Regions from separate parts of the Homo sapiens genome. Here region 1 is linked to region 2. The links are chromatin loops, found by intact Hi-C in ENCODE. Cell type or tissue: endothelial cell of umbilical vein. All regions are shown on one strand. Each heading gives the region's core, and the rest is flanking DNA. Links, peaks and the distances in the headings are about the cores only.

Evidence for each region. A loop is a pair of places that touch in the nucleus more often than their neighbours do. Peaks named below come from ENCODE experiments on the same cell type or tissue, not always from the same donor. Only the 100,000 strongest peaks of a DNase experiment are listed, where the experiment ranks them.
Region 1: a loop joins it to region 2, with 2.2 times the contacts of the local background. A loop is called at or near these places in 7 of 110 quality-filtered maps.

The regions. Positions count from the first base shown.
Region 1 is chr5:127,069,001-127,071,924 of GRCh38, reverse strand. It overlaps C5orf63 (chromosome 5 open reading frame 63), which reads left to right. Exons shown (of 5, transcript NM_001164478.2): 2 at 240-341. Among named protein-coding and RNA genes, the nearest start is that of C5orf63, 3.0 kb to the left of the region's middle. In endothelial cell of umbilical vein, for the core only: no CTCF peak of the experiment used is centred there; a DNase peak (open chromatin) is centred at 1,504; H3K27ac peaks cover 1,733 bases.
Region 2 is chr5:127,205,228-127,208,151 of GRCh38, reverse strand. No RefSeq gene overlaps it. Among named protein-coding and RNA genes, the nearest start is that of MEGF10, 84 kb to the left of the region's middle. In endothelial cell of umbilical vein, for the core only: no CTCF peak of the experiment used is centred there; a DNase peak (open chromatin) is centred at 1,681; H3K27ac peaks cover 1,337 bases.

The DNA.
Region 1 (2,924 bases), core at 225-2,724, 140 kb after region 2:
CTGGCTCTAAAGTACTCAGAGGCACTATGAGAAATCCCTTTAAAATAGGTTATTTTTTATTATTAAAGTTTTTTTATTTCATAACTTGTATATACTCTAGCTGGCTGATGTATTCAGTTACTCTAATGCTAGGCCTTGGGGTTTCAAACATAGCAGGACCTTGAGGTGATCTGGTACAAGTAGCGAGGTGTTTTTATGTTCCTTATTTAAATCTAATTTTTGCTACTGCTTTATTCAAGGACTGTACATCAGAGGAAGCCAAAAGCCAGCTGGAATACTTCCTGAATACAGTTTTAATCTTGTTTGCAATTATTTCGAAGGGGAGAAATCATCTGGATCAGGTATGTGTAGCTACACAGCAGGGACTAGGTGAGCTTCCTCTATCCTTCCCCTAGTATTGCATAACAAATTCTAGGGACAAAATCATTTGGGGAAGAATATGCAAATGAAAAGTTTTGGCTAAGTTTATCTTAGACATGATTCCACATCCCTAACTTCCCATCCCAGTACAGCCACGGAGAACAGGAAACATGAAAATGTTACTCTCTTTTTATTCCAATCCTTACCAAAGTTAAAGTTCCTAGATATGGAGGCAAACTGAAAGAACCTACCTACTATTTTTAGAAAGTATCCATCTCCAAGGATTTCAGACCATTTCACCAGTAATATCTAGTAACAGCCTTTTTACTGTTGTAGCCTTCATCACTGTGGTATTGTGTTATTTGTTTGTGAGTCTTTCTCCTGCTCAAGGTGTGAGTTTCTTAAGGGCAGTGACAATATCTTAATCACTTTTATATTTCTAATACATGGCACAGCACCTGGCACATTGCAAATGCTCAGTACAAGCTATAGAAATGAAAAGATAGTGTCCCTGAAGGGAGGTTGGATCTATAAAAAGTATAAAACATTGAGAATGTAACAAGATACTGAAAAGAATATAAAGCAGTCACCTCCTTTCAGGTTGTTACTAGAGACAGAAGTAATGCTTTAATAAACAGCTTGGAGCAGGGAAGAGTGTATTTGGGAATACATTAGATGCTCCTCAAACTGCCTTCCAAGGAGATCTGGCCTGGTCAGTTGTGGGTCCTTTGTTGTTTAGAATATGCAAGCTAAAAGCTTCCACCAGTCCTGTCTCCACACTTTCTCCAGGCCTGCCATGCAACGCCTCACCCAAACACCTGTTTAGCAAATATTTGAAGAGTATCTGTTTGAAAGTGTGCCAAATTATTAGCTTATGTAGGGCACCAGTATCTTGGTTTGGTCTTGCCTTAAGGATAGAGGACCTCTGTAGAGTCACTATCTTAAGTCTGGTCACTATTTTAAGTCTAGGTTGCCCAAATAATATTGAAGGAAATCCACACTTGTCTTTTCTACTTTACTAACAACATTTCAAAGGAGTTCAAAGTTGACAGCTTTTTGTGTTGTAATAGGACAGTGGTGGTATATGCTGCTGCCTTCTGTTGCCAATGGGATTGCAGCAGAAATCGCATTGTTACAACTGGAAACAAATGAATTTCCTCTCATTGTTCCAGTGCTTTTTCATGTTAATCATGAAATAATGGGGAAATGATTTTTAGTCAGGAGGGAAGGACATGACGTTGAATTATTTGATTTTTTTAAAACTCTTTGTTTCTTAAAACACATAGTCCTTCCATCCAGTGAAGAAAAATGATTCTATTATTTAATAGAAAACTCAGTAAATTCAGCCATTTCTCCAGGTTCAAAAATGAAATGGATGTGAATCTTTTTAGATTTAGAGAACAGAGCCTAATTCTTATGGTAAAAGAATTCTACTGTCTGAAACTGAGACTTTCCTCATTCTCTCCATCCTTAAATTAAGCCTTATACAAAATGAAGTGTCTGTTAATTGGTATACTCTGAGGATTAATATGAAAAGTGTTTTGCGATTTTTTGGGAAGAAAGAGGATTGAACTTGGAGATGCCTTCTAGTTCTGAAATTCTGTGTTGATCTCATTATATATAAAAATATGCCATTGTTCCAGGAGAAAATACAGAGAAATGAACTAAAAAATATAGTATGAAAGACTTTAAGCATTAGTTTCCTTATACATAAAGCAAGGGGAATCTCCAAAGTCACTTCCAGTTCCAAAACATTAAAAAAATTCTATCAATGATAGCTATTAAAAAACAGAATAGGACTCAAAAGATTGTAGAATCCCACATAACTGAGGGATGCCACAGCCTAATGTCAAGCAAGAGTGGATGGCTCCCAACATTCAGATTGAAGACTGTATTTCTACAGGCCTGGGTCTTACTGTTATCACAAGTCCAGGGAAATGCTGGATTTAGCAACTCAATGTCCAAAGTCACTTGCTACAAAATGGCAAGCAATGAATGAAACATCTTTTAGGTTTTGTGGGGGCACAAAGATAACTTTATCTCTTTGACAAGATAAATTGAAAGTGGGTGGAATTTTAGGGACAAAGAGAAGACATTGCCTGGGTGGATGGTTTTTGAATTGCAAACAGTTGTTTTTGGAAATGGGATTATGTGCTTTTTAAATAGCAGGGAAACTTGCATTACTAGCTGGGTACAATAAGACTAAGATGTTTAATGAAATTGCCTTCTTTCTAGGTCAGTATTAAGTATAAGAGATATCGTCAAAGGGAATGGGTCATGTTGGTTAAGAAGGATAATGTGGAAAGGAGCCTGCCTAATTCCTTATATACTTTTTTCCCATCCCTTGAACTAGAATGATTTTGCCCTCATCTTAATGCTATCTTTATGGAATGAAGGAATTTTCAAATTGGTTTTTAAACTCTATTAAGGCCTCATGTATGATATAACCCAACCACATTATTCAGGTTTTCTTGGCTTTCAGGAACAGCTTTGCAGCCATTATGTCATAATTGAACCGAGCATTGTTGCACACTCTGAATTTGGAATATGCTGCTCTGGCTCCA
Region 2 (2,924 bases), core at 121-2,620:
GCCCTGTAAATAACACTGCAATGTGTATCTTGGCCTTTTGTCTTTATTGCCATAGCCTTTCAATGGGCCTCCTTGTCTTCCAAATTAATCCTCTCCAGCTTTCTAATTTTCCACATTCCCTCAGAATATCTCCAAATTCCTCAATAGGTAAAAATCCTCCATTTGGTGCCGCCTGTCTTTTAGCCTCACCTCCTACCACTACCCACCAAGCACTCATCATGCTGCCCGTGCTGAAGCAACAGCTAAAATACTGCTGGTTTACTCATGCTGCCATACTCTTGACATCATTTATCTTGAATCCTTCTTGGAACTTGCTGGATGTGCTAGGAATGATAGTAAGATTGACCTTGAGTTCTGAACCTGAACCCTCCAGGGAAGCCATATTTAACCGCTTGCTGCCCGCTCAGGTTCCACCTGATGATCCCAGCTAAGACTCAGACACCTACAACAAACACACCTGCAGCTTTTTGTATGAGGTGGGAGCTGACCTGTGCCTACCATCTGCCTCCTAACACCTTGCCTGGACCTCTGACCCTGCCTTGCTGTGGCTGCTCCAACCCATGAAATGCCATAAGCAAATTGCCTGGCATACAAAAAGAATACTCAAATAAAATTCTTTCCTGAAGGCACTCTAGTTCCTACTTGTGTTAGGCCATTGTCTACATGATATAAAGAAATAACTGAGGCTGGGTAATTTATAAGAAAAGAAGTTTAATTGATTCATGGTTCTACAGGCTGTACAAGCATAGTGCAGGCATCTGCTCAGCTGCTTGAGAGCCTCAGGGAGCTTTTACTTATGGCAGAAGGTGAAGAGGGAACAGGTACGTTGCATGGCCAGAGCAGGGGCAAGAGAGAGGGTAGGAGGTGCCACACACTTTTAAACAACCAGATCTTGAGAGAACTCACTATTGCGAGGATAGCACCAAGCCACAAGAGATCTGCCCCCATGACCCAATCATCTCCCACCAGGCCCCACCTTCAACATTAGGGATTACATTTCAACTTGAGATTTAGATTTATTTATTTATTTAGATTTTTCACTATGCCACTTCCCTGTTTTGATCAAAGATCCAGGCACATTTCCTGGTTCTTCACAGTTAGTCTTCTGGTCCACTTTCAATCTGACAATACCAGGCATTGCCAGTTTCACCAGTCAGCAACTTTTCTTCCTCCAAACGCCTTTCCTGGCATTACTTCACCCAAGTTAAACATCAAATTTCCTCAATTCTAAAGTAGGATGATACTGTCCAGCTGGTGAAATGCCGTTTTCCACCCTACAAAGATATTGGCACAGGACAAATATATGTTTGTTCATCAGGGCATATTCAAACAAACAGAAGTAACAAAAGTATAATACTGGCATGTCCCTTTGTCCCCTCTCCAAAACCTACCATTACTGCATGCCACAGACAGTTAAATAGAGAAGCCACACACTTCAAAATGTGACTGTGGCTAAATAGTGTACCAGTCATGCATTGTGTTCAAGGATGCAGTTGACATTGATGCAATATGCCAAGCATTTGCAGGAAGATCTTTAACCAATGCCTTTTAAAATGAATATTGAGTCTGATTCCCGCCCCTACCCCGCTTTCCCTCTATAAACACTCATGGGAGAGCTAGGGGGAAGATTCTCTTTAGAATGAGGTCAGTCTTATGAGCAAATGGATGAATGGTCTATGTGTCATAATGTAAACAATGAGGGAACTCTGTTTCAAAACATCCCCCATGGGACCAATTGTTAGATTTATTTCCTTGCACTAAGCCATTGTCTACAGAATAGCAATACTAAAATACAAATATCTCCTTTGGCAGGGGCAGCAATACATTAATGCAAGAAGAAAAATCTCTACACATTTGTATTTAGCAATTGCTACTCTGTTCAAAGATATTTTAAAGTAGATATTTAAGAAGAAAGAAAAAAAGACATAAGTCCTTTAAGAAATAGGTTGTTCTAGAAAACAGTATTAATCATATACTGTTATGTGAGGAAGGCAGATTATAAATGAATTTATAATAGTCCCATTTTTGTAAATGAAAAAATGTGTAAATACCAGACTGCCATCCTTCCTCTTAAAAAGACTGGAAGAATAGTTTCCACAATGTTCGTAGTGCTAATAGTCAAGGGGTAGAATATGAGAGATTTTTTAATCTTCATTTTATCTGCTTCTTTTGCTTCAATTTTTAATGAACATACATTTCTATAAGAAAATATCCTTAAAATTTATATGTATATATTCATGCACTTTTCTGTATGTTTCTAGGTTTAATTAAAGCATATCCTCAATGGAGAAGAGCATTTTATGTGAAGTAGAATGAATAATTAGGATTTGAAAGGGAGAAGGATACATTGCACAGATACTTTCTTTCCTGAGAGCTGAACCATGTAACCTAAGGAAAAATTTTTTTTTCTCTGAGACAAATGAGATTCAGAGCAGGTAGAATGAACAGAAAAGGCCCTGGGAATGCTTTTGGTACATGGGCACACCTTGCCTTCTTCCTGAGGAGTTCCGCGAAGGTAACAAAATTTGAGACATTTCCTTTCTGGGCTTTGACATTTGAGCGAAACTTTCTGAGTTATGGGAGTGGCTGTGTAGGTCCTTTTCTGTTTTTTGTTTGTTTGTTTGTTTTGTTTTTACTTTATTGTAGTAAGAACACAACATGAGATCTAGTCTCAAATTTTTACGTGTACAGTACATTGTTGCTGACTATAGGTACAGTGTTTTACAGATCTCTAGAGCTTATTTATCTTGCTTAACTGAAACTTTATGCCTATTGATTAGACATAATCAATAAACATTAGACATAATCAATAAGGAATCATTTAGGGAATCTCACCATTTACCTCTCCCCACAGCAAATATCATTCCACTCTTCAATTGTATGAATTTGATTATTTTTGATACCTCATATAGATGGAATCATTT